Regions from separate parts of the Homo sapiens genome. Here regions 1, 2, 3, 4, 5 and 6 are each linked to region 7. A link is a loop called in an ENCODE intact Hi-C map of the cell type or tissue named here. Cell type or tissue: mammary epithelial cell. All regions are shown on one strand. Links, peaks and the distances in the headings refer to the core of each region. The heading gives the core; the rest is flanking DNA. Region 1 holds the start of LOC107984402 (a long non-coding RNA gene). Region 2 has its middle 270 kb from the start of MIR125B1. Region 3 has its middle 54 kb from the start of TRK-TTT2-1. Region 4 has its middle 54 kb from the start of MIR125B1. Region 5 has its middle 79 kb from the start of MIR125B1. Region 6 has its middle 160 kb from the start of MIR125B1. Region 7 holds the start of MIR125B1 (microRNA 125b-1).

Region 1 (4,618 bases), core at 371-4,370, 230 kb after region 7:
CTATAAGACAAAAAAAATCCCCATTATTTATTTTTTAAAGATGGAATCTTACTGTATTTGCTCAAGCTGATCTCAAACCCCTAGATTCAAGCGATCCTCCCATCTCAGCCTCCCAAAGTGCTGGGATTACAGGTATGACCCACTGTATCAGGCCGGAAATTCCCATTCTTGATTCTGACAGTTAGAAATCTGAGCAGTCAATTGCTTTATCTCCTCTACCCTCATCACCCACCTCTAAAGCTTAGCCCTATTTATTCTCAACACAGCCCTTGGCGCCAACCAGACTGTCTTCTTCAATATCACCCACAATCACAGACTTACCCATCACTGTGCCCTTGTGGATACTGGTTTCTATTTTATTTGTCCAATTCACTGCTTTACCCTCAACTCCTAGCAGAGGACCAGGCATGTAGGAGGTACATAACAAGTATATGCTGAAAAAAAGAAAGAATGCAAAAGGGATAGACAATGGACTTAAAACCATTCCATTGCTTCCACCAGGCTGTATCTTAATTATCCCTATAAGGGCCACTTCAAGTGCAGCCTGCTCCATGAATCCTTCGGCTGTCTATCACACACTAACCTCTTGTGTCCTTTGAAGTTATGTAGACCTTACTAACCTGTTGAGGATGAATTTGACTGCTTCTTGTTTTTCTCACAGTGCCTAGCCTACAGCGAGTCTCTCAGTGGGTTCCTCTAATTTTCCATTTGAAGAAAGAAAAGGAAGTCAGTATTTAAAAGACTTGGATGCTGTATTTCCCTTTCAGTGCTGTCCAAGATGTTTTACTTAAATGATTTTCCTCTTCTTTTTCTTTTTTTTTTTTTTTTTTTGAGATGATAGAGTCTCGCTCTTTCCCCCAGGCCGGACTGCAGTGGTGCTATCTCAGCTCACTGCAAGCTCCGCCTCCCAGGTTCATGCCATTCTCCTGCCTCAGCCTCCCGAGTAGCTGGGACTACAGGCGCCCACCACCAAGCCCAGCTAATTTTTTGTATTTTTAGTAGAGACAGGGTTTCACCGTGTTAGCCAGGATGGTCTCGATCTCCTGACCTCGTGATCCGCCTGCCTCGGCCTCCCAAAGTGCTGGGATTACAGGCGTGAGCCACTGCGCCCGGCCTCCTCTTCTTTTTCTGATTTGTGTGATGTGGTCCTCATCTGCTGTCCTTTTGCTCTCTCTGCAGTTCAGTGCTGCATTCAGAGGACAGGGTTGGAACTAGATTGTCTTGGCTCACAGCCCAGATGTGGAATTTCCTAGCTCTGTGACCTTGGGCAAGTTACTTAACTTCTCTGAGTTCTCAGTTTTCTCATCATAGACTTGTTATGAAGGTTAACTAAATTAAACTGCTTTGAACATTGCCAGGTACATAAAATGCCAAATTCATATGACCTTTGATTATGCTCTAGCCACACTGGTCTTCTATTTCTTGAAACACGCCATACACCTTTCTACTCCAGAACTTTCACATATGTTATTCCTCAGTACCTGAAATCATTTCCTTGCTCATTCTTTCCCTTCAGGTCTCATGTTAAATGGCACTTTGTTAGGGATGCCTTTCTTGATTCATATGCAGTCTAGGTTAGGTCTCTTCTAATTTGTTCCTAAAGCTCCCTAAATATCAGCATGACACTAGTCACATTCACAATTTTTTGTTCAAAGATCATTTCCCAGGTTAGACAAGACACTCCAAAGGCAAGAAGGGGATGTATCTGTCTTATTCATTCTTTTTTTTTTTTTTTTTTTTTTTTTTTTGAGAAAAAGTCTCACTCTTGTCCCCCAGGCTGGAGTGTGATGGTGCGAACTCAGCTGACGGCAACCTCCACCTCCCAGGTTCAAGTGATTCTCCTGCCTCAGCCTCCTGAGTAGCTGGGATTACAGGCATGCGTGACCACACCCAGCTAATTTTTGTATTTTTAGTAGAGACGGGGTTTCACCATGTTGGCCAGGCTAGTCTCGAACTCCTGACCTCAGGAGATCCACCCACCTCGGCCTCCCAAAGTGCTGGGATTACAGATGTGAGCCACCACACCCAGCCTGTCTTATTCATTCTCGAACACAGAACACCTCACATGGAAATTACAAATACATATTTATTGGGTAAATGAATCAATGAACTATCGTGGGGAAACTGGAAAAGATTCATAGGACAGTCCCAGACTTCAGAACAAGGTTGCATCTGACAATAAAATTATGAGATGCAAAATAAAGTAGATTAGATTGGCCACCTAGAGAGTAAACAGAACATGGGTAGCTGAGGAGATGAAGAAACACCCAAGCCCAGGCTAGGTTGATTGGAATGTGCTGGCCTTTAGCATTACTGCAAAACAGGGATGCAGAAATGTCAGCGGTGTGTTATATAACAAGTATTTTTGCCACCTGTAATAAATCATCATGGCACATATCCCAAAAGCTTTCCTCTCCAAAGGGAGCCTGGGATCCAAGTTGCCTAGATAATTTTAGCGGTGCCCCCTTTTGGTACATGTCTGAAGAACAATGGTTCTCCCATGTTGTTGCTTTATTCACTTCTTATTTGGCTGAAGGGGAGGGAAACAGGGTAGGGAGTTGAGGCAAGTAGGTCAGCAACACATGCCAAAAAGGACTAGAGATTAAAACACATGTTTATGGCTGGCAAAGGGCCCCTTCCCACAATCTATCTGGAGAGTAGAAAATAGCTCACCATGAAATATTAAATAAGTGAACTTGCTACAAGCACCCACAGTACAGTTTCTAAAATATACTCACACATTTCTGAGCCTCCTAATTAATCAGAGGAAGTTGGAACCTCACGGCATTGTAGACAGCTCTAACAAGCTGGTTTTAAAGGAGTTAAAGAAATGTGTTGATTGGAGCAAGTCAGCATTCACAATAAGGACAGAATGTTCTCAAACGCATCGAGGCAGTTCTGTAGTGGAGAAGGAAGTGAACTTGGGCCTACCGGGAGATGAATGCCTTTCTCCAGAATCCCAGCCTCAAAACTTCCCTTTTTGAACTGTCTTCACAGCCTCTTATTGGGATACCAATACCTGCATTTTAGTTTGTGTTCCTCAGACTGCCAGGTGGAACGAGTACAAAGGAGTAGCAAGTGGCAGAGGAAGCCTGCAGGGAGAAAGGAGTGGGGTCCCCTGACGGCCTGCAGAGCCACAAACAGAGGAAAAAAAGTCATCCTTCTCATTTCTGCAGAAAGTGAAAGAGGGGCAAAAGATCCGCAAATTAGTTCATTATGAACGCCTTTGTGAATAACCTCCACGTTTGCTCTCGAGTAGATTTCATAATTCTTTCAATAGCTTTGAGAATAAAATGGGTAAAAAGTTAACTTCCTTTTGGTCCTCTTATCAAGAGTAAATAAAGTTCAACTTTGCATTTTCTCAGTTTAGCCAGCCCCCCTTCCTGGGACCCAGTGATCAAGTATGTGATTGAGAGAATTCAATAAACATGAGGAAATGGGACCTGTTTGGGAACAAAGATCCCAACGGGCTCTTCTCCAAAGAGAACCTGACTCTTCCCTGACACCATTCACAAGCCTCGGCTGGAGAGGCTTTCTTACCTTTGCAGGCAGGTGCTGAGCCACCAGGCGGGCCTGGCCTGACCCTAGAACTGCAGTGTGCTTCCCTTTTAAATAAACTAAGCTGAGCAGGAAGACAAGAAGAAAGATAATGTCCGTGATGAATGGGCAGTCAGGCTAGCTGGCTTTCCAAACTCGGTTCCTCCAGCATCCCTCTAGGTGACCTTGTCTAAATTATCTCCTGTTTCGAGGCCTTGGCTTCGCATTCTGTACAATGCAGATGACAATTTCACCCTTACCTTGTTTGCTGGTTCAGCATCAAACTGCCATCCGACCTCATGGTTGCATGGAGGGCATCTGACCTTCATGTAATATCAGACAGAATAACCAATATTTCCAGTCAATGCTTATGTTAAAAAAGAAATAAGCATTTCATCCAAATAACCTGAAAAAAAAGACAAAATCGGTATTTCCAACAAAAGTATTAAAAAATCTTTTAAATTTTATAAGCTGTGCATCTGTTACCTACCGAAAAATAACTATTTTGAAAATCGAGTCAACAATTTCAGAGCTTTTCCACTAATTCTTAATGTATTATTTTACATCAAGACTTAACACCATGGGTTGATTTTGATTAGATGAATGCTTTGTAATTTATCAGTGTTCTCTACTTTACCATCAATCACCTTCCCTAAAACAGCACAACTCAGGGGCTTCAACTGCCCCAGGTGGTGGGATGCTCCTTCCACTCTCTTTCAGCAGGGGGTCTTTACCGGGAGTGATCTCAGAATATATGAAACACCCTTTAGGGACTTGTTTAAAAACCTTGGCTGGGCGCGCTGGCTCACGCCTGTAATCCCAGCACTTTGGGAGGCCGAGGCGGGCGGATCACGAGGCCAAGAGATCGAGACCATCCTGGCTAACACAGTGAAACCCCGTCTCTACTAAAAATAAAAAATAAAATAAAAAGATAAAAAATTAGCCCGGCATGGTGGTGGGCGCCTGTAGTCCCAGCTACTTGGGAGGCTGAGGCAGGAGAATGGCGTGAATCTAGGAGGCGGAGCTTGCAGTGAGCCAAGATCGCAGCACTGCACTCCAGCCTGAGTGACAGAGCAAGACT
Region 2 (4,618 bases), core at 320-4,319, 270 kb after region 7:
CTTTTCTATTGGTTGTCCAATCATCACTAATTTGTTAAGAAAGGACACCCAACAAGTGCTGAAGCCAGTGTGGAGCAATTACAGGCCAGAAAATTAAAAGGAGAAAAGACTGTTCTGCACGCAGTTCAACAATTGCATAGAGCAACCAAGGTGTCCTAAGTCATCATATTGTGCATGCACGCAAAATAATGGCCAGCATGTTGAATGAGATGATACATGCCAGGCTCTGTGCTTGGCATTTTCCATGCATTGTCTCACTTAAATCTCATAACCCTGAGATAGATACACTCATTATCACCATTTCACAGAAAAGAAAAAAAAGCTTAAAGAGATTTTAGAACTTACCTGAGGTTATATAGCTAGGAAGTAGCATGAACCCAGCCTATCAAAGCTCAAGTTTAACCACTCTACTACCTATCTATTATACGTCTTCCAGCCTTTTGAAAGGATAATTAACACACTGCTTTTCAATATTTTTGTTTTAATCTATAAAGTGTTCCACACTGTCTTTGTGAAGTAGAAAATCAGCAGGTACTGTGAATTAAGTAATAGACTGGAAAACTAGGTTCTGATCATAATTTGGGCACTAAATAGTGGGCAAGCCATTCAAAATCTCTGTCCTGCGAATCCTCTGCTTTAAAATAAAGTTATTGTGTTTTACATCTAAAACCCATTTCATGGGTTTAGATGTAAACCCATGAAATTGACTATTTGACTAAGAGTTGGTTTCATGGATGAAAAGTTGCAATTTCTTTTTTCTTTTCTTTTTTTTTTTTTTTTTTTGGCTTAGACGGAGTCTCGTTTTATTGCCCAGGCTGACTGCAGTGGCGAGATCTCAGCTCACTGCAAGCTCCGCCTCCTGGGTTCACACCATTCTTCTGCCTCAGCTTCCGGAGTAGCTGGGACTACAGATGCTCTGCTGATTTTTTTTTTTTTTTTTTTTAAGACGAAGTCTTGCTCTGTTGCCCAGGCTGGAGTGCAGTGGCGCGATCTCGGCTCACTGCAAGCTCCGTCTCCCGGGTTTACGCCATTCTCCTGCCTCAGCCTCCCGAGTAGCTGGGACTACAGGCACCCGCCACCATGCCCCTATTTTTTTTTTTGTATTTTTAGTAGAGACGGGGTTTCACCGTGGTCTCGATCTCCTGACCTCGTGATCCACCCGCCTTGGCCTCCCAAAGTGCTGTGATTACAGGCGTGAGCCACCATGCCCCGCCTAATTTTTTCTATTTTTAGTGGAGACGGGGTTTCACTGTGTTAGCCAGGATGGTCTGATCTCCTGACCTCATGATCCGCCCGCCTCGGCCTCCCAAAGGCATTTTCTTAACCATCACAAAATGTGTAGAGGACAGTTCCTTGGTATTTACCTGACTTAGTAACATGGAGCATTTTCTCATTGAAAGCTCCAAGGCCTGGCACTTTCTCTTCTTCTTGGCACCTTTGCTTCTGGGATTTCACTTTCTACTGCAATATCTTCTCTCCTAGATCTTTATTATCTCTACCCAAATTCACTTTGTAACCAACATACAATTAAAGGTGAAAATGTCATAATAAAATCCATCTGCTTTATCTATCCAAGGCTGGAGACTTTCTTCAAAACCAAGGACGTTGTTAAATTGCTGACTACCCTAACTAAGGGTACTAGTCCTTGGTATGCCTGAGAAACAATAGCATAGTACTATTACTGGTGACCAAATCATTTGAGATTAAGAAGAAAATAAACTCATTTCCAGAGTTGGTCATGGGAGGAGAGGGGAGAGAGGAGAGAGGAGACCCTTTTAATAATCAATTATTAACTCGTTCTGCCCATGAAAATATTTTTCAGACTTGCTTCCAACCCTTAAGAATGGAGGAAAAGAATACAAAATGACATCAGCCCAGTCATTATTTTCATTCTCTCCAATACCAGTAGGTAGATTTTTGGCTGATAAATCATAGTTTTCAAATTCCTCCGATGGAAAATTCTTTGACTATAATGATTGAATACCCATTAATGTTGACAAAGTTGGACTGCCTGGCCTTGTTCTTAGGTTAAAACTGATGAGCAGACCCACTCCTTACCTTGATGATGTAAAAAAGACTAACACAATCCTAGTACAAAACAATTTTATGACTCTGGCCAGTGACTACTTGGAAAGAAAAAGACATCAAACTTTCCCCCCAAATTTTGATAATACCAAATGTCCTCCCCAAAAGGTGTTGAATAGGAGAAAGAGAAAATAGAGATGCCAGTGATACTGTACAAAATCAAATCTGAATTTCGACTATTGCAACCTAATAGGGGTTTAGTCACTTAAGAAAAAAAAAAACCTATTATTGGACACTTACATGTGCCAGGTGATATGAAGATAAAGAATACCATTCTTCCCTGAAGGAGTTGACAGTGTACTTACTGAAGGAGATGGTGAAGTAATCAGAGAATTCTAAGTTAGATTTGAGTGCTTTCCCCACCACGACCCATCACACCCACAGCAGAGTTGGTCTAATTCTAGCTTTAGGAATCAGTTCACACCAGCTCCTTGAACAGTTGGATCCATAACCAAAAACCACAAGATGAGGGGTGAAATGTTCAGCCATCTCTGTAACAATGACTCAAGCAGTCAGAAGCCCACAGAAGGCTGGAGCTGTATTGGAGATGCTGCTGCCAAAGCTTCATGCTGACTCCATCTGTGTCATCAGCATTAACATCACACCTCCTCAACATCTTGGGGCAGAGCTCACTTCTGACATTTTCACACTAGCAGCCAGTCAGATTCTGAAACTGATGTTTATGCTGCTGACATGTCATCTTCTTTTAGCCCTCTTGCATCAGTCTGTCTGCTGTGCCTTTTCCACAGCGCAGCTCAGCTCAGTGTGGATCACAGGCAGTCAAAAAAAAAACAAGACAGGAAGTAACCCTAACGTCATGGAGTCCCTCCACAGGAGATGAGTAATTTGTGGGGAAATATTAATGTTCTGAGTGTCCTCATCCCATCCTCTCCTGTTTTCATATTTCTGGTCCCACTGGCCCAAGCATCTTATTCCTCCACGTTCTTTGCCCTGATGCAGAGAAGCTGGCTTTGTTGTTCTTCTTAAGGACACTTCAGCCTTTTGCTTTCAATCAGCCAGCTCTTCATTCAAGAGATCACCCTTTTGCTTCCTTGTGTCCATCACAATTTTCTTCTCAAGATAATCACCTCAGGTCCATAAGAGGCTGCTCCAGACACTTTGCAATGAATATGCTAATGTTGTCCTGTTTTTTAATTCTGTGATTTTTGAAAAATCTCCAGAAGTTAGTATTATTCCAATTTAAGTTACATTTACCACATATTTACTACTTTCCTGATGTTTTTCCTTTTTTTTTTTTTTTGAGACGAAGTCTCGCTGTGTTGCCAGGCTAGAGTGCAGTGGTGTGATGGCTTACTGCAACCTCCGCCTCCCAGGTTCAAGCCATTCTCCTGCCTCAGCCTCCTGAGTAGCTGGGACTACAGGTGCGTGCCACCACACCCAGCTAATTTTTGTATTTTTGGTAGAGATGGGGTTTCACCATGTTGGTCAGGATGGTCTCAATCTCTTGACCTTGTGATCCGCCTGCCTCGACCTCTCCAGTGCTGTGATTATAGGCATGAGCCACCGCGCCTGGCCCCTGAATTTTTTCTTGTACCTTAGAACATCTATCTGCAATTTTCCTTCTGCATGAAGAACACGTGTTAGAATTTCCTTTGAAGAAAATGTGCTGATGACAAACTCAGCTTTTGTTTATTTAAAAATAACTTTATTTACTTTTATCTTGAATTATTTACTTTTATCTTGAAATATGCTTTCCCTGAGTGTGGAATTCTTGGTTGGCAGTTACTACATCAAACTGAGAATAATCCACTATCTTCTGGCTTCTGTTGTTGCTACTGAGAAGTCAACTTCAGACTAACTTTTATTCTTTTAAAGATAATATATCTTTTTGCTGTGGCTGCTTTTAAGATTTTTCTCTTTGTCTCTGGTGTTGTACAGTTTTCCTATGATGCGTCTAGGTATAGATATCTTTTTATTTATCTGGTTGGGGACAAATTCTAAAAGAGCTATAACACTAGTTATGGCATTTTTATTTCCAGGGGTTCTCTATTTGGCTCTTTCATCAAATTTGTGATATCATTTTTATAGTATCCTATTACTTGAAGTCATTTTCAAACTTGTCTTCTATTTCTCTGAGCATATTTAACATGTCTATTTTATAGGCTTTCTCTGATATTCCAATATCTGAAATAACTGCAAGACTTTTTCTTTTTGTTTTTTGTTTGCTTTTATTGGTTCTTATGCATGTCAATTTGTTTTCTTATAGGCTTGGTTATCTTTGGCAGTGTGATGACTTTTTTTTTTTTTTTTTGAGATGGAGTTTCACTCTTCTTGCCCAGGCTGGAGTACAATGGCATGATCTCGACTCACTGCAACCTCCACCTCCCAGATTCAAACGATTCTCCTGCCTCAGCCTCCCGAGTAGCTAGGATTATAAGCATGCACCACTATGCTTGGCTAAATTTTTTCTTATTATTATTATCTAGTAGAGACGGGGTTTCACCATGTTAGTTAGGCTGATTTTGAACTCCTGACCTCAGGTGATCCACCCGCCTCAGTCTCCCAAAGTGCT
Region 3 (4,618 bases), core at 406-4,405, 400 kb before region 7:
CCAGAAAGGACACATAATAGATCCTGCGACAGGACGTCCAGCCAGTACTTATTATCTGGAGGCCGAGGAACAGACCCATGCCTCTGTCATCTCCCAGATACTCAGGACACATATTTGAATCATGAGTGGAGTTCCATTGGTCCCTTGGGGGAAGGCCCTCCAGGGTCACAATAGACTTTTTAGAGCAGCTTCATCGGACCCTCTCCCTTGACAGTCAGGATCCAGCCCTTTCAAAGTGACCATGATCCAGCAAGGTGCTGTTCACTAGACTAAGGTGGGACTTCTCCACATTTTCACCTGGACCTGGACCTCTTACTTTCTGAAACTTTGGCTTTTTTTTTTTTTTTTTTTTGAAACAGAGTCTCACTCTATACCCAGGCTGGAGTGCAGTGGTATGATCTTGGCTCACTGCGACCTCTGCCTCCTGGGTTCAAGTGATTCTCCTGCCTCAGCCTCCCGAATAGCTGGGACTACAGGCATGAGCCACCGCAGCCAGCTAATTTTTGTATGTTTAGTAGAGATGGGGTTTCACCATGCTGGCCAGGCTGGTCTCAAACTCCTGGCCTCAAATGATCCACCCCCCATCGCCTCCCAAAGTGCTGGGATTACAGGTGTGAGCCACTGTGCCTGGCCTTGGCATTTGTTTCTATTCACAACTACACACCAAGTGACTGCTCTTCTTGTGTTTTAGGTCTTCTCCGTTTATGTCCTGTGCCTGACCTGTCTGTTTACCCACTCACTGACCTTACTTTAGCCTCTCAGATTAGATTGGACTGACACCCCAGTGACTCTGAGTACCAAGAACAGGAAGAAACCTAATTTTGATTTCTTTTTGCTTTCCTTATGTGCTATTGCTAGTTGTGCCAGCGTATTCCTTCTAAATAGTGCTTTCATTCAAGAGCCTTTAATGACTCCTCATTCCCATAACCAACATTTTACACTCTTGATCCTGCCTTCTGATCCCAGTCTGCATTCTAGCTCTATATCTCTCTGCTGTGCAGCATGTGCCAACCATGATGGATTACTCCCTTGTTCCAACACATTCGTGCTTCTGTGTAAGTTACTTGATGCCTCAAATATGCTTCATTTCTTCTTTCCCTTTTAAAATTATCCTATCTTCCTGGCTCCTTTATTTCTTCCCCCTTGAGATGGTGCCTTGCTCAGTCACCCAGGCTGGAGCGCAGTGGCTTGATCATAGCTTACTGCAGCCTCAAACTCCTGAGCTCAAGCAATCCTCCTGCCTCAGCCTCCCAAGTAGCTGGGACTACAGGTGCTCGTCCCCACACTGGGCTAATTTTTAATTTTTTTGTAGAGATGGGGGTCTTGCTATGTTGTTCAGACTGATCTAGAACTGGCCTCAAGCAATCCTCTTGCCTCAACCTCCCTAGTGGCTGGGATTACAGTGCCTGGCTAACTCCTACTCCTTCAAGACCCAGACAATGCCTCTCACTGTTGGGGCAGGATCTCTAATTGCCTTTTGCACAGGCTGAAGGGATGACCTCCATTCTTAAGCCAGTTGTGTAATTTGCACATAGCTCCTTGCTATACTTTATGGCAATGATTTCTCTATGTATTCTCCACTAGTCTATATGCATTCTGAGGTCAGAAAGCATGCCTCTTTTATCTGTTATCCTGACTATCCAGGACAATGACTGGCATTATAATAGATGTCTTATTATTGTTTTTTGAATAAATAAATGGATTGTTTTTAACTCCACTTGCTGTATGTTTTGAAAACAAAATTAATTCTACAGTGGTAAGGAGAGATAATACTGAAAGTGTCACTAAGATGGCAATTTTTGACATGAAACCCTTCCAAAGAAAAAGGATTTTAAAAAGTTAGGCAGGTATTGTGGTGCACACCTATCGTCCCAGCTATTGAGGAGGCTGAGGTGGGAGGATCACTTGAGCCCAGGAGGTCAAGGCTGCAGTGAGTTTTGATTGTGCCACTACACTCCAGCCTTGGTGACAGAGCAAGACCCTGACAAACACACACAGACACACACACACACACACACACACACACACACACACACGAAAGAAAAGAAAAGAAAAAAGAAAAGAAAATTGTACCAGTAGAAAAGTGAAGAAGGTCATTTAAATAGAGGACCCTCTACTGCTCAACTTAAAATAGAGCAGGCCATTTAGAGACTAGGGGAAAGTCTGGTGTGTATTAATGAAAGAGGACATTGTAGGAAATGACAGGTAGTCATACCCAGATCCTAAAGAACTCTGTCTGTGGTACTAAGAACTTTAGACTTTATTCTGTGATCAATAGAGGGACTACTAACCACATACGTTTTCTAAGTGGTGGAGTGACATGGTCGGATTCAATTGGTGAGTAACTCTGGGCTTATGTTTTTGCTCTCTCTCTCTTTTTTTTTTTTTTTTTTTTTTTTTTTTTTTTTTTTAAGATATTGTGCATAGGTGTTCTGGGAAGTGGTTCCAAGAAGAGCTTATCATCCTGTACGCTAGCCTCCGGGAGGACAGGGTTGCCTGAGACAGTGTGGGCAGTGGTTGCCTCCTGGCTCAGCCACTGGAGGTCACTGTTGCACCATAGATATGTTCACAAAGCACCGTGATGCCGTTTCCAAGTTGGCTTCTGCCAGGGGTGAATTCATCATCCCCTGGGCAGCTTGGAAGTTCCCTAGTGCAGACATCTCTCTGTCTCCAAGGATTGGCCTGGTCACACAATGTGGTTGAGGGAGAGCTTAGTCTGAGGCAAGAGGGAGAGAGGCTGGAAAGCCTGGTGCAAAGAGGGCTGAGGCAGTCTTCAAATACGGGAAATTTCATGTGGTCTGGATTGCATTATCCTGCGTCTGAAATGGGAGAGGCTGGATGCCCCTTTGGGTCAAGGCGACTTTTCTCTTGCCACTTTCTGGTTTGAATCTGGTTGAGGTAGGGAAGGTTATTATTGTCTTCTGAGTCCCTAGAGATCAGAAGATACAAAACATGTTAGGCATCTCAGGCTCCCTCATAGAGGGAGATCTGGAGATTGGAAGAGGCCTTCCTAGTCCTGCTGGGCTCTGACAACAGAACTGCTACATAGAAAAGGGGAATGGAAACAGAGGCCCGCGCCTTAAACACACCCACTCACCAGTGGTCTGTACCCAGAGCAGGCTTCAACTGAGGCATCCAAGAGAACCATAGAGAAGAGCAGGAACTGATATTTCTAGTGAGAAACTCTGTGTGCCAGGTGTTTTCTATGTTTTCACACTCAGCTCTCATGATACATGTGTGCAGTGGGTATTATTTTTGCTCATTTGCTATTTGAAGAAACCGAGGTGTAGAGCTGACGCTTGAACCGTAAGTCTCCTAAAATACAAAGAGCAAAGATAGTAAAATGACTACTTGTGGGTACCTTTTTAAGAACTTACCTGAGCTTGAAAACTTGGTTTGAGTCATACAGGAGAACGGATCTCTGACCATGCAACTTAGCTAATAACTCATTTTACATTGCTTGAGAGTAACTTCTTCCTAGTAAGTCATAATCTGCTTATGACTTCACATAGGTCCAAAACACTTCTATACACATCAACTAATTTGACCCTTATAATGAGTACCTTATCCCCATTTTTGTAGATAAAGAATCCGAGATTTCAAGAATTTGATTGCCTAAGATCACATAGTTAATTAATGGTGGGATCAAACTCAGATCCTTCTTACTCCAAATGGGGCACTCTTTGCATGACCCGTAATTATACCTCTAGATAAATCTTGCATGATGAAAAGATGTTGTATCATAGCTGAATTAGAAATAAAATGCACTTGCAATTTTTGTAGTACAACATTTTATTTTTAGAGATGAGGAGATTTCAATCCATTAAGTTCCTTGCCCAAAGTTCATACAGCTCTGGGGTGAGTAACATTATCTTCCTAAGTTAAGATTCCCAGATTTAGCAAATAAAATGCAGAACTATTAGAATTTCTAGTATTACATGGGGCCTAATTATACTAAAAAAATACTCATTGTTTATCTGAAATTCAAATTTAACTGGACATCCTGTATTTTATCTGACAACTCTATCCTAAATCCAAAGAGGAAAAGCTAAGTTCACCGTTCTTCTGGACATATTTGAGTTTTGGAAATGCAAATATTTTGAGAAAAGCACTTTGAGCACCCTAAAAAAATGGGAAGACTTTCTGTGATTTTATTCTGGCTTTGCTAACAACACCTCCCTGAGCTGTGCTTGCCCGCTACACCTAATGGATTCATTTTTAAGTACATCCTGAGAAAAAAACAATTGCGAAGCAGTTTTGCAAAATGCAAAGCGCTTCAGGACAATTATAAAAGAAACCAGCCCAGTTAATCATACCAACTACTCAAGGGAAACCAGATCATGGAAAGAAATCCCCAAGGAACATGGAGTAGAATATCCTTCCTATGCACACCTTTAATCAAGATTCAAAAGGAAGACAGCTAGTTCCCTTTGGAAATGATTATGTAATGAAATCAACCCTGCTTTGTACTCCCAGACTAATTACTGGATTTATTCTTTTTACTCAATTTATTTCCATGTATTTGGACATTTTTCATTGATATTCTTCATTATTTTATTAAAACAAACAAAAATAAATAAATAATAGTATTTTGAGCTGACCAGGTACAAGAGTGCTG
Region 4 (4,618 bases), core at 391-4,390, 56 kb after region 7:
ACAAAATAAAACTTAATGGTATCAGATCCCAAATAAAAGCCTTCCTCTTGGTGGGAATGCAAATTAGTACAGCCATTGTGGAAAACAATATGGAGATTCCTCAGAAAATTAAACATAAAACTACCCTATGATCCAGCATTTTTGCTTTTGGATATATATCCAAAGGAAGTGAAATCAGTAAGTCAAAGAGATAGCTACACTCACATGTTTATTGCAGCATTATTCACTGTAGCCAGGCTATGGCATCAACTTAAGTATCCATTAATGGATGAATGGATAAAGAAAATGCGGTACATATACACAACGGAATACTATTCAACCTTTAAAAATAAGGAAATTCGGTCATTTGTAACAATGTGAATGAACCTGGAGAGCATAATGCTAAGTGAAATAATCCAGCCACAGAAAGACAAACACCACATGTGCTCATTTATATATGGAACCTAGAAGAGTTGAAATCATAGATGCAGAGAATAGAAATGATGGTAACCAGGGACTGGGGTGGGAGGTGTTAAAAAAGTCTTGCTCTGTATCTATAATTTGGACTTTTTTTTGTTTGTATTAATGACTCTTAAACATATAAAATCCCCCACTGTATTTTTGGTCTGTCTCTCCAGTTCCCCGATACTGTTTTATTCCTTAATTCTTTCCTCATCTTTAAAAAGAACTCTTTGTGTTTACTTTTCTTTACCTCTTAGAAAACGTCACCAAAGGTTGTTATGAATCACAGCAGTCTGGCTTGAGAAATGGTCAACATAAAAGTTCCAAATATAATTTATCCCTGGATGATGTTGTCTGTGAATTATTCATACAATCTGATTAGGAACTTGAGAGCATTTGTAGTCAAATAACAACTTTTCTCCAAATGACGCACAGCACGTCTGAGACAGAGCACAGTGATCTCAATTGCCAGATGAGAAACCGAGGCCCAGGAATGCAGAGGGCTGAACCAACGTTGAACGAGAACTGTGGAATAAAAAGTCAAAATGTTTCTACCAGGGCTTAAGACTAAGTAGTAAATCCCCACCTACTCCCTCTCCTCCTCCTATTTCCTGTAGGATAAATTATTTTTAAGAGAAACACGCAGGTGAAAGGAAAACACGCTCTTTGAGGACATGTGGCTAAACCAGATGCTAACAGCATTCAAGCTCAGATACAGCAATAACAGCAGAAACCAAATGTGAACTAAAGCCAGTACCTAATCTGCTGTTCTTAACCTGGCATCCAAGGCCTTTCATGAGCCAGCCCCGGCCTGGTTTGCCAGCCTTGGCTTGCCCACCGAATTCCCAACTGGAAACTGAAACCCCAAGTGACATTCACACTAAACTCTCTCCAAACTCCCAGCATCTCCACCCTTCTTCTCTTCCTGTCTTACTTATCCTTCCATCTTTGACCTGAGCATCAATGCCACTAGGAGTGCTTCCCAGCCTTCTTCCACCCCTCCTTGGGGTTAGAGTCCCCTCCCCTGTGTTCCCAGAGTACACTGTGCATATTCCTGTCTTAGTTTCTCATAGTGTGTTAACATTACCTGCTCCCTTGTGGCCCTTTCCCACCACACTGGGAGCTCCTTTAGAGGAAAGGCTGTAGCTTGAGTGCTTGGCGCACATTAGTTCTTCAATAAATGCATGCTAAGAGAATCAGTATTGTCCAGGTCTCCAAAGAAAAATAACTCTTTGGCCAGGTGTGGTGGTTCACACCTGTAATCCCAGCATTTTGGGAGGCCGAGGTGGGTGGATTGTCTGAGGTCGGGAGTTCGAGACCAACCAGGCCAACATAGTGAAACCCTGTCTTTACTAAAAATACAAAAAATTAGTGGGGCGTGGTGGTGGCCATCTGTAATCCCAGCTACTCGGGAGGTTGAGGCAGGAGAATCACTTGAACCCGGGAGATAGAGGTTGCAGTGAGCCAAGATCACGCCATTGCACTCCAGTCAGGGCAACAAGAGTGAAACTCCATCTCAAAAAAAAAAAAAAAAAAAAGAAAAGAAAAGAAAAAAAATAGAAAAAGAAAAAGAACTCTTTGCTTGATTTCTTTTTCTTTTACCAACAGGTAATGAGCTTTCCCCTTGCATGTAGTAAGGCTATGATCTAGCAGACTTGTTCTATGGAATCAGTATGGCTTACCTAAGTAAAAAAAAAAGAATAATAGATTGTTTGACTTGAAAGGACGTTCAGAAGTCATTTATTTTTCACCCCCATCAGCCCCAATGTGAATTTCCTAGAAATTTGTAAAGATTTTAGTAATTAAAGGCCACAAAAGGTAGCAGTCAGCATTAGAAACAAGGACATGTTAACCTTAAACGGGCTCAGATGGCATGTTCAGATAAGTTTGGTTTTCAAGAATCAAGAATGAAGCTTCCAACTTGTCACCCCTTCCTGTTGAGACATGTGAGTACATAGAAAGTCATGTAATTCATAAGCCTATGATTCATTTACTCTCCATTCATCAAACTGCTGAGTGTCATGAATGCGTTTGACGCCTGTTTAAGCTTCCTTTTCTTGACAAGGAAGTTTGTTTTTGGGAGATAACTCATGTACTAAAATCTAGGGACTTACAGGGAAATTCCAAAGCAGACAAGTCAGAGAGGCATGTAAGCTGGCCCCAAAACCTTTTTCCAGTATTGGTTAATAATCTAGGAGCCTTGAGGGGAGTAATAGTCTATAGATGACATGAGCCACTAGTTAATGGACTGAATTACCCAAGAGATCAATGAGCGACACCAGAACTTTGAAGGTTTCCCCAATTCTCTATACAGTCTTGGTTGGCTTCAGATTTATGGCATGAGACTAAAATGTGTAAAAATGACCCAAGGATTTTAGAAAGAAAAACACTCAAGTAAAATAGTGGTCACTTTGAAAAGTAGTAAGAATGGACCAATTCAAATCATAAACTGCATTATTGCCTATGCGAAAATCCCATACTATACCTTTTATTTCCTCTTCTAATTTTTGAATTGTAAAATACACATAACATAAAATTTATTACCTTAACCATTTTTAAATGTACAATTCAGTTGTTCTAAATACATTCATAATGTGCAAACATCACCACCATTCATCTCTATAACTCTTTTTGATGCCAATCTTTTTTTTAAAAAAAAAAAAAAGGAGTTTTTTTTTTGTGATTTTTTTTTGGTGTGTGTGTGATTTTTTTTAATTTTTTTTTTGAAACTGAGTCTCACTCTGTCGCCCAGGCTGGAGTGCAGTGGCGCAATCTCAGCTCACTGCAATCTCTGCTTCCCAGGTTCAAGCCATTCTCGTGCCTCAGCCTCCCGAGTAGCTGGGATTATAGGCTAGCCCCACCACACCCAGCTAATTTTTGTATTTTTAGTAGAGACGGAGTTTCAAATCTTTTAATGTTCTGAAATGACCCTGTACAAGGAAGGGTTGAGGTCTTTCTTTTTGTTTCTCTCTATGATAGAGTTCAAGATTAAGAATGCTAAAGTCAAATCTTCAAATGAGAGCATCAGTCAGAAGTCGATGTGAGATTACTAGCTATGACTGAAAAAAAACAAATCAAAACAAAAACAACCAAATATCATCATCTAGGAAAAGGCTGTTACTTTAAAATAACTGTGATGTCCAGAACTGAGGTCTGACTCAGGCTTGACGAAATCAGGAGCGGCAGCAGTCAGACTGATGCTGAAGAGACATCTTAGTTTGCTTGAGATGCTGTCAAAAAATGCCTGAGAGAAGGTAATTAACAGAAATTTGTTTCTCACAGTTCTGCAGACTAGGAAGTCCAAGATCAGGCACCACAGGTTTGCTGTCTGGTGAGGTCCTGCTGCCTTGAACGCTGCATCCTTTGTAGAGGACAAACACCGTTTCTTCACAAGGCAGAAGGGATAGAAAGGAAAAAAGAGCCTAGCTAATTTCCTCTAGCCTTTTCATAAAGTTGTTAATCCCATTCATGAAGACAGAGCTCTCATGACCTAATTACCTCCTGAAGGTCCCACTTCTTAATAATATCACCTTAGGGCTTAAGTTCCAACATAAGAATTTTGGAGGGGACACAAACATTCAACCATAGCAGGAGAGAAAGCACTGTAGTTCATAATAGGCTGAACCCAAGGAAAATCAGTAGATTGAGATGAGTTCGAATTACAACTTGGGATCTCTAGAAACCTAAGAACCCTTCTAATTCTTGAATTACTGCATTCCTGCTTCATGGTGCTCCAACATCTGCTTGAACACTTCTGTATATACAAAACCCTTTGCTTCCTCAGCTTACCCATTATACGGATGGCTCTGAGTGTTCGAAGGTTTCTCCTTGTATTGGAGCAATATTTATCTCTGTTTCTTCCAGCCATGCTTCCTTTTAAAGATATGCACAGTAAGTGAAATCCTTTTATCCCACATAACTTAGTGAGTTTGGGGACCCATCTGTGGAGATTTCCGTGATTGATGATTCTCTCTAGGTGAAAGCTTCCTGGATCTTTCTACTTCTCCTCATAAAATATAGCTTCTAATACCTCCACTTTCTTGATTGTTTTCCTCTGAAAATCCTTCTATTTGTCACTTCATCCTTTAAATGTGTTAATTAAACGAACGTACAGGCCTCTTCATGCTCAGATCTTGAAAAATTCATGGTGGAGTCACATTATTTTTTAAATGAACAT
Region 5 (4,618 bases), core at 428-4,427, 81 kb after region 7:
CATATGGTAATTCTATTTGTAATTTTTTGAGGAAGCTTCATACTGCTTTTGGTAGCGTTTCTGTGGAACATATAAGGCCAGGAGGAGTGGCAGCCTAGCTGGGTAGATAGGCGCCAGATCCTAGACTTTGAGTTTTATTAGGGATGTGATTAGAAGACTTTGCAAGTTTATCCCTTGGACCAGTCCTCAGTGCATATAATTGTTTGTTGAATTGATTTTAATCTAGTACAACAATGATTTATGTTTCTTTCTTCTCAGACTTTGGCTCCTCCTGTTCTTTATTTTTGTTTTCTGTTTTTGTTTTTACCACTTCGTTCCAATCTGACAATAGCGGCTTTCCTTTTATTTTATTTTTACTAGAGATACATCTCAGATATAGAAGAACATAAATAACGCTGGGCCATGAGTTTAGACAAAAACAAAACAACAGAAAGTGAACCCCTCCAAGAAAATAATGAAGCTACCTACATAGGTTAGGCTCAGTTGCGCTTCCAAATGTGTTTTAAATTAAGTCATCTCAACCGTGACTACAAGTTCAAAATATTGAAAGCAACCTTATTGGAATTGGAACAAGGCATATTTGGTTTCCTCTGAAGGATTTTTTTTAAGTGTAGTTAATAGCAGAGCTCTGAAATGTAAAAATACAGGAAAAGAAAGCCCATATGCAAATTACTCTCCTAGTAAATGGCATTAAAACTCGCCATCTTTCAGAAGTTGTGATCGCTTGGTAAAATCTCACTTATATGAAAGTGCTTAGGTAGCAACTGCATTTGTGTGAGTAAGGCCAATCAAGTGGAAGTAAGCAGAAGAATTTGGAGCAATCTAAACAAATATTCAGAGTCCATAGACTCAGATAGGTTTTGCCTTTATTTTACTCGCAATACGTACAGGCAAACGTGGTTGCCTAGTTCCCCAAGAGGACAAAATGGAAGGAATAATTTACAAGCAAGCAAAAAGAGAGTTGGCTAAAATCAGGCAAAAGGGCTAAATCTGAAAAAAAAAAAAAAAATACTACTGAATTTATAAGGAGGGGATAGTAAAAACAGGAAAGGTACACAAACCCTGAAAGAAAACACTGCCACAGCATGCAGAGTATCCTTGAATTATTTGACCGGGAAATCGACGCTTTCCCATCTCAACAGCCTCCAGTGCATCTCCACAGGAAGGCGTAGCATCCAAATTGATGCTCATAATGATTTCTTCCATCATTATGGTTATACCTTAAACAGTTGGGCCACAAAGTAGTAAAAATGAACTACTCTGGGAAATTCACATCTGCAGAGATAACTGGATCTTATGATGCCAGTTAAATGAGGTATCAGATTACAGCATCTAATCTTAGCATCATTTTGTTTGTTTGTTTGTTTGTTTGAGTCTTGCTCTATTGCCCAGGCTGGAGCGCAGTGGCCTGATTTGGGCTTACTGCAACCTCCACCTCCCAGGTTCAAGTGATTCTTGTGCCTCAGCCTCCCAAGTAGCTGGGATTACAGGCACCTGCCACCAGACCCGACTAATCTTTGTACTTTTAATAGAGACGGGGTTTCACCATGTTGGCCAGGCTGGTCTCGAACTCCTGACCTCAAGTGATCATCCTGCCTTGGCCTCCCAAAATGCTGGGATTACAGGCGTGAGTCACTGCACACGGCCCTTAGCATAATTTTATGTTTAATTATAGTAGTAACAAAACTTTATAGTTAGAGAGTTTATATAGTTTTCCTACATACTAAATATGATCTTAGGAAAGACTCAGTTTCCTTATCTGTCAAATGATGATGATAATAAAAGTACATCCTAGATCTGTTGTGAGGAGAAAATGAGATGATGCATGGAAGGCACCCAGCATTTTACATAGCCTGTGTTTCCTAAACATTAGATAGCATACAGTGCCACTGTATGATCACCACCGTCACCTCTGCCACCACCACACTGTTGTCTAATACTGTTGATCTTTATGACAACACTGTACCTGGGCTCCTATCCTCGCTCTATCATTTATGATCTGTGTGACCTTGGGAAGTCAGAACTTCCTTCTGCTTCAGTTTTCTCATCTGGAGAATAAAGACAATGCTATATAATATCTACCTTATTCAGTTGCTAGAAGAATTAAGTGAGATAATAATAAAAAACATTTAAAATAGGGAGAAGCACAGGGCAAGCATTTAAGTAACATTAGCTATGCTTATTATTATTGTTATTATTCGGTATCATTTCTAAGGAAAGTAGTTCTCAAAGTGTGGAGTGGGGACCCCTGGTGGTCCCTTTTTTAGGCAGTCCATGAGGTGAAAACAATTTTCATAGTGATACTAAAATGAGTGCCTTTTTCACTTCCATTCTCTCAAGTATGAAGTGTTTACCTGAGGCTACATGAAGTACGATATCAGTACAGATTGAATGCAGTCTTAACTCTAGCTGCCTTCTGTTAAACACTAAAGAAATTTGCAGAAATGTGAAACAATGCTCCTCTCTAATATTTTTGCAAAATATAGTTATTTTTCCATAAAAATATATTTTATGTTAGTCTACGGTGGGTTTATTGTTATTTTTAAATGAATACATATTTTTAAATGTTCAGTTTTAATGTCTAATGTGGAAAATATCAACAGATACAATGTACATAAACAAAGGTTCTTTGGGGTCCTCACTAACTTTGTGAGTATAAAGGAATCCTGAGACAGAAAAGTTTGAGAATCACTGTCTTAGTTCATTAAGCCTCAGAGTTGTTGACTCCTCAAGGTAACTTGCTTGAGATTCAAATATAGGCAGAGCCAAATTTCACCCAAAGTTTCCTGATAAGGAAACCCAGTAGTCACTATAATACGCCATACCCCAAGAGTAACAGAGCTCCCCATACGGAGGAGGGCTCTATGGTCACCTCTACCTTTTAACAGTTTGGTACTATTACAGGGCTCTGTATTGGTAGGTATACTTAACAAGACTCTACCTTTAACATGGTATTCAAGGCTAATCAATGTTTTCCAGCATCTTGAGTTTTATTCCAAGTGGCCGATCATTGTTGTACCAAATTTACATGCAGTTTTTGCCTTGTGATTAAGAAGAAGGACCTAGTGTTAATACTCTTAAGTCCTGGTTTCAAAGCCAAAACTGATTCCCATCATAGGTTTTAAAATATCAAGCAAGAATTCTCAGCCATTTGTAAGCCACTTTAAATACAGTTTTCAGGAGTTCAAGAAGTAATCCCTGAAGGAACTGGGTCAAGTTCTTCCCAGTCCTGTGTTCCTGTACCACAGATGGCTAAATTTCAGCCTTAAGAAAATACTTTGGGATACAAGAGCATACTTAAAGGAAGAAAATAAACAGAAACAGTCTTGCACAAACCTGACATATGAGGTCTCTCTTTGAATAAGCATTTGATACTTGACACTTGAGTATATGCCACTGAAACAAATTGGTTTTAAGTATGTAACATTCTGATTTAGGGTTCTCATCATTATCTTGGTAAAAAATTGACACCTGCTACATTGTCTTAAGACTTTTGTCTCAGAGGCTTCAGATTTTTACATATATATAAGCACATATATACTATGCATTTGCTTGGGTTGAATTGAAATCTCCAGTAGTAATTTGAAGAGTTTGACTTATGGGGCAATGGCACAGGTTTACATGCATTATGCAAAATTTTCTGCTAAATGCAATGGGCTTTTGGAAATTAAATTGGTTTATTTCAATCCATGCTTGTTTGACATAAATGTCACATGTATGCTAAATAACTATGTCTTTCTTCTAGTTCTGCTCCAATATTAATCCTTAAAATATTATCTCAGATAAGCTATGACTACACAATGCCAAATATCCATCTTGAAATAATAAAACTTGCTTTTATTATCCTGACATTCCCAAATCTGATATTTGACAAGATAGAGTTAAGTAACCTGATACTGTAGAAAAACAGAACTAAGCAAAGAAATGAAAATCATTTTGATCCAACCACATAGTATCACAGAACTAAATAATTTTACTCCAATATTTTGCTAAATTTAATCATTTCAACTAAATGTTATCAGATCAGTTTGTGTGTGGAGCACTGACCATTTTACTATTGAGATAATGTGAGAGGAAGATAGGGGAAACAAGCATGAAATATATGGGGCAAAGAAGATTAAACCCTCCTTTACGGAGGGGTCTGGGCAGAGCTTGCTGTCCAGCAATGAGCAGGGACTCAACGAAGGAGGCTGCCTCTGTGGTGCCTTCATTCCAGCAAGCACTGTGGATTTGGAAGAGAGGCAGCCAAGGTAGAAGATTGTATTAGGCAGGGTTCTCTTAAAGGGACAGAATTAATAGGAGAGATATATATTATATATATATAGGAGAGATATATATTATATATATATAGGAGATCTATATATTATATAGGAGATCTATATATTATATATATATAGGAGATCTATATATATGAGATATGTATATCCAGATATATATATATCTTTATTTAGTTTATTAAGTATATAATAGTTTATTAAGTATATATATAGTTAATATAAGTATATCTATACCTAATATAAGTGTATATATATACTTAATATAAGTATATATATACTTAAACTAAATATTATATATTATATATAGTATATATATTAAGTATATATATATACTTAATATA
Region 6 (4,618 bases), core at 459-4,458, 160 kb after region 7:
GTTGAAGCGGGCAGATCACTTAAGGCCGGGAGTTCAAGACCAGCCTAGCCAACATGATGAAATCGTGTCTCTACTAAAAATACAAAAAGTAGCTGAGTGTGATGGTACACACCTTTAATCCCAGCTACTGGGAGGTTGAGGCACAAGGATCACTTGAACCCCGGAGGTGTTGGTTGCAGTGAGCTGAGATCACACCACCGCACTCCAGCCTGGGCAACAGAGCAAGATTGTCTTTAAAAAAAATTAAATTAAATTGCAACAGGGAAGAGGCTAAAATACCTAAGCTAAGAAATTAAAATAATCTCAGAAAGGAGAAGTGATTAATTGAAACTCCTTTTTTTTGCATAATAAGTAAAATATAAATAAAATGTAAGGATTAATAAAAACTGGGGAAGGTATTCCCATGTTCCAAAGGGTTAATGTTTTTTATACATACAGAGTTCTTTGTTATAAGTCATCTGAACAATAACTCAGAACAACTACAGACTAAAGTCATGAACTGACAATTTTCAGAAATATAAATAGCATTTACATATATAAGAGAAATACCAGAAAAAAACACAAAGTGATAGATTTGTGGATTAGATTGTCAAAGATGTAAATGTTGGCCAGGGTGTAAGGAGGCAGCCACTCTCGTGTGTTGTTGTCAAACTGTATGGCAGTGTATGTTGTGCAATTGTCTACAGCGAGGAATCTCTAATGATCTATCAAAATGTAAAGAGCTGGCATCCTTCGACCTAGAAATTCCATCCCTAGGAATCTTTCCTGGTGACATATTTGCACATGTGTGAAATGATTTATTATGCCGTTTATAATTGCAAAAAGTTGAAACAAATACTCCTTCGTAGGGGCTTGGTAAAATAATATATAACACATCCACTGAATTGAATATGAGGTAGTGGTCTTAAAGTGGGTCACCTCTCTGTATACACTGAAGAATGATATTCAGGATAAACTGTAGAGCAAAAACTGATAGGAAGAATAAAGTGTATGCTACCATTTGTAGAGCAAAAAAGAAATAGTGTACATATATGCTTGTTTATACATAGAGTATTCCTGGAAGGAGGCAGATAAAACTAGTAATAGTGATTGCCTCCAGTAGTATCATGGCAGCATAGTAGTATGGGAAAACCTTGAATCATGTAATAAACAAAGAGAAACCAACAAAAACGAAGCCTAAAACAAAGAAGTGAAGAAACCTGATCGAATTTAGCACCAAGTTTCAAATTTAAAAATCCACAGTGCCAGCCATTTGAAAATGGCTAGAGGAGTGTTGCTGATGTGCAATTCTGGCCCTAATTACTTTCTTGCTAACCTCTAAACCTTTCTGCTGAAAGGTTCTGCTACACAGCCAGTCAGAGAGAGAGAGGGGGGCAGACAGAAAGAGAGGGATGTGGCTTGTGATCAACATAGCCCCACAAATCCAGTCAGCATCCTGCAACTGCTTACCTGGTGCTTCTGAGTCGCTTCTAATGAGAGATAATGATGTCAAGGTGAGGAGGTCTCAGGTGCGTGTCAGGGAAGGATACCAGTGTAGACCAGCTCAATCTGGATTCATTGCACATTGAACTTTTCTCATTTCCTTCTTTGGCACATTTATAGTCATTAGTGAAGAACGGGGAAGCACTGCAAACACAAGCGTCGGCGAAACAGACTAGGTTCTCTGTGGATGTACCTGGGAACTGGGGGTTTCAATGAAGAGAAATAATGTCTATCCTCAAGAAGATGCCTTAGAGTGAATACCCCTGCATATAAAGGAGGCATGCTTGGAGGGGCAGGGGAGGGGAGGGACGACTGAGAAATCCTGTCCAAAATATGTAGAATTTGTCCAGATGTTGTCTGAAGACTGTGAGGAATGTAAAGTGAGTAAAGTTGGATGAGCTTCATTAGCATATGTGGCTCTGGAAGCATAGGAAAGCTACATGATTTATCATACAGTTAATTGAAATGTTCAACATGGAACCATTCCATCAGAAATGAACATTTGTCGAGCACCTACAATATGCCAGGCACTGTCCTAGGTCTTAGGGATGTGTCAGAGAACAAAACAACATCTTGATCTTCACACTGCCTACATTCTCCTGGCCAGAGAGGGGTGTTGGGGAGAATGGATATGGAGAAAATTGATGACACACAAGTAAATAAGCCTATGACATGCTATTAGGTAATGATCAGAGTCCATTTGCATAGTAACAAAAGAGAAAGACAAGGAGTGGTGTGAGAACAGGGGCTATTTCAGATAAGGTGGTCAGGACAGCCTCTCTGATGAGCTGACATTTGATTAGAGACTTCACTAAAGTTACAAACCAAACCATGAGGGAAATGATATTGCAAAGGCCCTGGGGCTGAAACATGATTTTCCACCACAGAGGTGAAGAAAAACTGTTTACAAAATACTGATCAAAAATTAAGACACAAAATGTATATTTCCTATGATTATGTATGCATAGGTATACATGCATATATAAGTGTTTGCAAGATATATATTTATTATATATTTATATATTTATATTATCTCTTTTTATGTATTGTTGATATATTATTTATGTTGATAATATATAACATATATATAAGTGTTTACACAATAATGATACACATTAAGACACACAATGTATATTTCCTATGATTATATACGCACTGGTGTATATATACACACACACACACACACACACACATATATATATATATATATATATATCAGGAAAGACTACTGAAAAATATAAATCCTTATAGGACTTCAATGAAAAGACAAAAAACTGAGTGTTTCTTAAGAGCAGGCAGTGTCTTCTAATTCTTTGGGTCTGATTCAGCCATGATTGGTATAGGTAGAATCTTCATATCCGATGACTAAATGGATGAATCACTGCAATTATTGTGAAAATGTTTTATTCATCATTTAAAAAAATTAAATGTCTGTTTTTAAAAATTAAGTTTGTGATGACACATTGCATACTCTTCACAGTGGTGGGGTTAACTCAGAGGGATATGACTTTAGCTCAGGGCCAGCCCAAAATACACCGGGGAAAAACACAGAAAGCTAGAATGTATGGATTATCTAATATCTGCTAGATGTTAGATGCTAGTACATCCACTATTGTGGGCAAGCCGCAGAACAGCTCAGGGAGGAAGGTATAGTTATGCCTGTTTTGCAGTTTAGGATGATGAGGCTCAGAGAGGTTCAGTTTCTAGCCCAAGAGCTGAATAGTGAATCTTCTGACCCCACGTTCAGACCTGCTGACCACAACTATGCATGGTCTACTCTGGAAGTCTTCCTTCATGCTCAACTGTGTTTGAATACCACTTCCCAGGACCCAGTACTTTCAGTGATCCTTCATTTTCCCACACCCTCCCAGAGCGGCACCTTGCTGGGAACTGTTCCCTCTGTCCTTCTCATCTATGATTTTAGTGTCAAAAAATAAGCTGACTCCAAAGCTTTGGAGCCATTTACCCTCTTACTAGTGGTGTGACTCTTGGCAGGTTACCTAACCTTTCCTAGTCTCACTTTTGTCATTTCTAAATGGAGATAACTATGTGTTAGAATTGTAGGGCAGAGTCAGTGAGATCATGCAAGACTTTGGACCAGTGTGTGATTATATGGCAGACACTCAATAAATACTGGGTGAATCTATTTGTGGCCGACTTATGTCTGGCTCCTGCTAATGGTTGGCTAACCTGATAAATAAATCCTGGATTAGTCACCAATGATACTAATAATGTAAAATATTGTGCCTCTCCAGTAACATTCACAATTTAACATAATTCAAATTCACTGCTGATGGCATGAAGACCAGTCATGGCCACCAGGGAGGACCTCATTGTCATCCCTTACCTTGCAGTTCACTGGAAGGCAGCCCATTTGTTCAAAACTCATTAGGCTGTGACTTAGGCTCAGAGTAAATCTAACGTGGAGGTTGACTGTCATAAATCAGATGAAAATCTCCTACTCAAAGGAGACCAGTCTGCATATGTAGTCCCCAAATTTAAGGTTCAGAAAAAAAAAAAAAAGAAAAAGAAACTCTTTAGAACATCCTGGAAGTGAGTCAGTCTAGTAAGCCATGTTTTCTGAAATCTAGGATTTATCTTTTCACACGACAATTTTATTTTCTTTATTATCTTGACTGAGCACAAGAGAAGGAAATAGACGTGGAACCTGAAAAGTGGGTACATCAGTTTCCCAGTGCTGCCGTAACAAAGTACTACCAATTGGATGGCTTTAAACAACAGAGATTTCTCATCTAACAGTTGTGGAGGCCCAGAAGTCTGAGATCAAGGTGCCACCAGGACCCTGCTCTCCCTGAGACCCATAGGGGTAATCCTTTCTTGCCTCTTCCTAGCTTCTGTGATGGCTGGCAATCCTTGGCTTGCAGATGCCTTATATTGTTTGGATCTGTGTCCCTGCCCAAATCTTATGTTGAATTATAATCCCCACTGTTGGAGGTGGGGCCTGGAGGGAGGTGATTGGATCATGGGGGTGGTCCCTCATGAATGGTGTAGCCCCAGCCCCTTGGTGCTGCCCCTGGTATCATGAGTCTCATGAGATCTAGTTCCAAAAAACAAAAAAAAAAAAAACAAAAAAAAATCCATGTAGCTTCTCCTCCCACCTCTCTTCCTACTCCCA
Region 7 (4,618 bases), core at 221-4,220:
TAATTACCCACTTTGTGTGGTTATCTAGCTCACTAATTACCCACAGAAATTGGGGTCAGGTGTTAACTGCTTGAAATAAGTATCCTCCAAAGACATCGCTGAGTTGTATAGAGAAAATGATGTGTTCATAGCAAAACTTTCATAAGCTATATATTTGTATATCTTTGTAAGCAGAGTGAATACAAGCAAGAGCAAATTAGCTTATTATGTGAAAATCATGCTGAACTATTGTTGCAAATATAGAGAGGTTTAAAAGAGTCTCGGGAAATCTCGTCCTCTATTTACCCTTCGTTTTGAAGATGGGTGCAATGACATGATTCCCATAATCTGGCCTTCATATAGAAGTACACTAAGACAATTGATGATTCTGGTTAGGAATGATTCATTTTGGTGTACAGGGAGGCACCCAGTGAGTCAAAGACTTTTTTTTTTAACAGCTCCACCCTTCATGATTATTCTAGCGTGTTTCTTTTTTCTCCATCAGTCTAGTGAAAACACCCCGTTAGCCAAATCTGAAAAAGATTCTAACCTAGTCACCAACTCCTGGCAACCACCTCTTTCTCCTTCCCAATAACGACAAAAAGAAAAAAAAAGTATTACAAAAATCCAACACTCTCATTTTGCCTTTAGCTGTTATGCGCTCCTCGCCTTTCCTCTCTACTTCTCTCCTCTCCCTTCTTCCTCTGTCTGTATCTTCTTCTTATTTGTGCATTTTCTCCTTTTCCTTGGCATCTAGGTATGCTTCTGCAGGTCTCACAGTCAGAGACAAAGCACAATTATGTCTGAGTTGAGCACAAAGAAACTATCTTTTAAAAATATTGACTTGGAGGAAACCTGCATCCTCAGATACCTTTCTCCCTTTCCTTGCTATTTACAGAATCTGACATTATATTTAATACCACGCTGCCGGTTGTCTGCATGATTCTAGGCAGGAAAATTGGGTTAGAACGGTAACATACCCACTGTGTACATAGATAGGTAGAGACCCTAATTTTCGGCAGATCCATGCCTTAAAGGATCACAGCAGAGCAGAGCTTTAAAAATGAGTGCCAACAGAAATGAGAGGAGATGCTCCCCCAATCAACTTAGGATGTCTTCCTTTTTTCTTGTGCCTCTTTTTTTTTGTCATCTGAAATATTACTTGTCATTATTGGGGAACTTGAGGCTGATCGATGAAGTGTATATGTGTCTGTCAGACATTTGAAGAGGAAAAACATGCTTCAGGAATAAGGAAAATGCCTGCAGTGAAAGCAAAGGGTCAGGATGAGCTTCAGTGACTGATGAGTTCATTTCAAAATCCAAGGGCACATAGATGGTAAATTAATACATATGGCAAATACAGTCAACGAGCAAACCCCAGCCACTGGAAGGAAAGGGAATTTTAGCTCTGTAGTCATCACATGCCTGAACAGAGAGTCTACATATCTTAAATGTAGATCCGAATCATTGCTCTTTTATCCCGCTAAATGCTGATTGCAAAGAAATATTTGGGCATTGTTGACTTTCCGTCCATAAAGAAAGGCCACCAAGATTCACAAAATCCATCACCTGCACTCATACATGCATGTGTGCTTGAAATTCCCCTAGGATGTGAAACAGTTAGGCAGAGAACTGCACTGTGGTCTCCCTTCCTCACTTCTTTCCCTCCCTGTTTTTCCTTTTCGAAAATGTGATACCTGATCTCTAGGTCTTGCGGGCTGAGAAATTTTTTGTATTTGTATAATGCAGTGTCTGGCCTTCCCCCTGACCTGCTGATGTATTTTTGGCCTCATTAGTAGTCAGGGAGATGCCTTAGTGCATCCAGCACTGCAAGTCAGGGATGAGACACACTACAACAGGAGAGGGAGCAAGCGCGAGAGGATATTAGAAGAGAGGCTTGTCTCCAAGATATGGAAGGAAGTGAGAAATGACAGGGCTGCAAGCTTTGTATGTAGGAGCCCGGCAGGGCGGGGGAGCGGCGAGGAGAGCCAAGTGGATTCTCAGAAAAGGGGGGAAGCCATCGAAGAGCTAAAGGTGATTAGAGGGGGATATTGATTTCTTATTCTGCCAGAGATTTAAGCAGGCATGCGAGGAATCTGCACCATGGTTGGCAAAAAGAGACCCGTTGCCTCCTGTAACCAGACACTCAGGCTTTCCAGGAGCCCAGGGAGCAAGCCGAGAAGAAAGGGGGCAGTGTGGTCTAGGAAAATTCAACTTGTCGCTGATTTGTGCCTGATGCCTGCTGTCCGTCAGCAGCCTCCCTTACAATCTTTTTTTCTCTCTCTCCTTTTTTTTTCCTTGCCTTCTCCTTCTTCACTGAAGCCTAGGGGAGCCAGTAAAGATTAAATGTGCTTCTCAAAGGCAGCCACTTCATGCTGCTATGTCGAAAGGGCCATTATTATTATTATATTTTAATGGTAAAAGAGAAAAGGAGAGAGGTTGAGCGAGCGAGAGAGAAGCTAGGTGTGATGATGACAGACTAGCTTTTCTGAGAGGAAAAGGAAAAGGGAAGGGAGAGAAAAAGGAGAGCCTCTGAGCTCAACGGAGGATTGTGCCTGAGAAGAACCCACAGAGGTGAGAAAAAAGTTGTCTTGAAGGTGGGGGTGGGGGGGCTGCTAAACAGACACTGTACAGAGGGAGAAGAGACATAATTTAGCTGTGTTGCTAGTATGATTCCATTTTTAAAGGAGGGGAGGGGGAGAGTCTAGAGCTCTAACTGTTTTTAGTTGCATATGGAAATATCTAAAAAAATATTTAGCATTTTTACTAAGTGCGTTGAGGCCTCTCCAGTGTCCTCCTGGCTGTGGCTGCTTTGTCATTCTCTTTGACTAGCCAGCCATCTACCTTGCTCAGGCCTGGAATAAAAGAAGAACAAGAAGAAGAAAGAAATGAAATGAAAAACAGAAAGAAAAAGGAGAAGAAACATTTGTAAAAGGGTCATCTTCCCATCTGCCTCCCCTCCTTTTCCTTTCATTTTTGGTGGCGGCACAGGAAAGCCCCACTTCCAGTCTGATGAGGAAAGCGACAATCTATCAGGTACAGAACCAGGGGCTGTCTGCGAAGATGGAGGGGAATTATGCTTCGGATTCCTCTGAAATATTGGCCAAAGGCTTCAAAGAATCCGCAGCGGGAGGTGCGGGGGGAATGTCTCTCCCCAGCCCGCACCCAGCCCTTCCCACTTCGTGTCTACCAAATGACAGCCTGGTGCTCGCTCTTGGTGATTTGGCCTTGACTTCAGCCAAGCAGCTGATGCAGACGAAGCCTCCGTTTGCAGGACTGGCAAAGTGCACGCTAAAGAAAGAAGGAAGAAATTTTTCAAAAAGCAGCTCTGGGGAGGTTTCATACTCCCCCCCCCCCCCCGCCTTTTTTTAATTTTTAAGTGAATATTTTCCAAATTTGATCAGTTCCAGCCCCTCCCTCCACTCCCACCCAACTGCCCTTTTTTCTCTCGTCAAAGCATAAGCTACAGAGTTACAGTCTCGAGATTTGGTGTATCGCTTCCTGCCCCCGCCTCCCCTCCCCGCCCCCGTTCTCCGTCCTCTATTGAAACACCTCGCCCAGCCTAGCGCACTGAGAGCTCTCATTTTCCCCCCTTGCTCGGGATGGTGCCACAGGAGGCTGTGCGGGCCCCGCTCCGCTTCGAATGGGTGAGTTCAGAACGCTATTCGTCTTTACACTTCTATAGCCTCCGAATCCTACTTCTTGGTCTTCTCCTTTGAAAACCCGATTTCTATGATTTTTGCATGCGGCATACTTGCCCTGGGGGAAAGAGATGCCTCCTATTTTCTCTTCAGTCATTTGTGCTAGTCGTAAATTAAAGCTTTGAAAAGACACTAAATCCTTATTGTAGACTATGGTTTTAAAAACTTGGGCATTTCTGAGTCTGTGCATATTATTTTCCGTTTTAGTGAACTATTTTGCCCAAATCTTGAAAGAGTTTTCTCTGATGTACTCGTGATCGTATGTGTATGTGCGTGATTGTATATGCGCCCCCAGATACTGCGTATGTGTGTATATATGTATTAGGCTTAAACGGAATCTCAATTTTGTGAAGGAAAGGAGCTTAGAGAAGAAATACCATACCACCTGTTTGTTGCATCTTAGTTATGAACCTCGAACAGAAATTGCCTGTCATTCTTGTTTTGCTTTGCTTTGTCTCAAGAAAGAAAACATTGTTGCGCTCCTCTCAGTCCCTGAGACCCTAACTTGTGATGTTTACCGTTTAAATCCACGGGTTAGGCTCTTGGGAGCTGCGAGTCGTGCTTTTGCATCCTGGAAATTTGGTGGAATTTTATTCTTTAAAGCAAAAACAAAAGAAAAGAAAGTTTGTCTGAGGTGATTGAGTATACCTCTGAGGTTTTCATTGTTAGATGGGATCAGGTGACCAGAGAGTGGCAGCTCCTGGATTTCTGTTAAAGTAGGTATATATTTTGCTTTAATAGCGTGTTGGCTGCTATGTGTATGTATGCATGTTATTGATGCCTGAGGCTTGTGGAACTCATCTGCCTGGTCTATTCCTTGAGAGCAACACGCAGTAGTATACGAGCGTAACAAGAACAGCTCAGTACCTGGTGCTTGACCTCAGAACATCTCAGCTGAAGTCCCAGCATGCCCCATGTCTCCAACTTTCAAACTCCAC

The links. Hi-C counts contacts between places; a loop is a spot of excess contacts. Peaks named below come from ENCODE experiments on the same cell type or tissue, not always from the same donor. Only the 100,000 strongest peaks of a DNase experiment are listed, where the experiment ranks them.
Region 1: a loop joins it to region 7, with 9 times the contacts of the local background. A loop is called at or near these places in 4 of 110 quality-filtered maps.
Region 2: a loop joins it to region 7, with 4 times the contacts of the local background. A loop is called at or near these places in 5 of 110 quality-filtered maps.
Region 3: it touches region 7 in a loop (11-fold over the local background); 46 of 110 quality-filtered maps call a loop at or near these places.
Region 4: it touches region 7 in a loop (2.9-fold over the local background); 12 of 110 quality-filtered maps call a loop at or near these places.
Region 5: a loop joins it to region 7, with 10 times the contacts of the local background. A loop is called at or near these places in 37 of 110 quality-filtered maps.
Region 6: it touches region 7 in a loop (5-fold over the local background); 7 of 110 quality-filtered maps call a loop at or near these places.

Annotation. Positions count from the first base shown.
Region 1 is chr11:121,868,647-121,873,264 of GRCh38, reverse strand. LOC107984402 (a long non-coding RNA gene) reads right to left here and starts at 3,943. Exons shown (of 3, transcript XR_007062925.1): 1 at 3,798-3,943. In mammary epithelial cell, for the core only: a CTCF peak has its summit at 2,460 (motif pointing left); no DNase peak of the experiment used is centred there.
Region 2 is chr11:121,827,541-121,832,158 of GRCh38, reverse strand. No RefSeq gene overlaps it. Among named protein-coding and RNA genes, the nearest start is that of MIR125B1, 270 kb to the left of the region's middle. In mammary epithelial cell, for the core only: no CTCF peak of the experiment used is centred there; a DNase peak (open chromatin) is centred at 2,738; H3K27ac peaks cover 983 bases.
Region 3 is chr11:122,503,862-122,508,479 of GRCh38, reverse strand. No RefSeq gene overlaps it. Among named protein-coding and RNA genes, the nearest start is that of TRK-TTT2-1, 54 kb to the left of the region's middle. RefSeq lists a silencer at 2,589-2,648. In mammary epithelial cell, for the core only: a CTCF peak has its summit at 2,533 (motif pointing right); a DNase peak (open chromatin) is centred at 2,619.
Region 4 is chr11:122,043,263-122,047,880 of GRCh38, reverse strand. It overlaps a transcript of MIR100HG not described here. Among named protein-coding and RNA genes, the nearest start is that of MIR125B1, 54 kb to the left of the region's middle. In mammary epithelial cell, for the core only: no CTCF peak of the experiment used is centred there; a DNase peak (open chromatin) is centred at 2,440; H3K27ac peaks cover 845 bases.
Region 5 is chr11:122,018,756-122,023,373 of GRCh38, reverse strand. No RefSeq gene overlaps it. Among named protein-coding and RNA genes, the nearest start is that of MIR125B1, 79 kb to the left of the region's middle. In mammary epithelial cell, for the core only: a CTCF peak has its summit at 2,262 (motif pointing left); no DNase peak of the experiment used is centred there.
Region 6 is chr11:121,935,540-121,940,157 of GRCh38, reverse strand. No RefSeq gene overlaps it. Among named protein-coding and RNA genes, the nearest start is that of MIR125B1, 160 kb to the left of the region's middle. In mammary epithelial cell, for the core only: no CTCF peak of the experiment used is centred there; a DNase peak (open chromatin) is centred at 2,897; H3K27ac peaks cover 1,645 bases.
Region 7 is chr11:122,099,382-122,103,999 of GRCh38, reverse strand. The region is part of intron 4 of MIR100HG (mir-100-let-7a-2-mir-125b-1 cluster host gene); the gene reads left to right. MIR125B1 (microRNA 125b-1) reads left to right here and starts at 4,156; the gene lies at 4,156-4,243. In mammary epithelial cell, for the core only: a CTCF peak has its summit at 2,159; DNase peaks (open chromatin) are centred at 399, 1,849, 2,169 and 3,529; H3K4me3 peaks cover 2,327 bases; H3K27ac peaks cover 3,485 bases.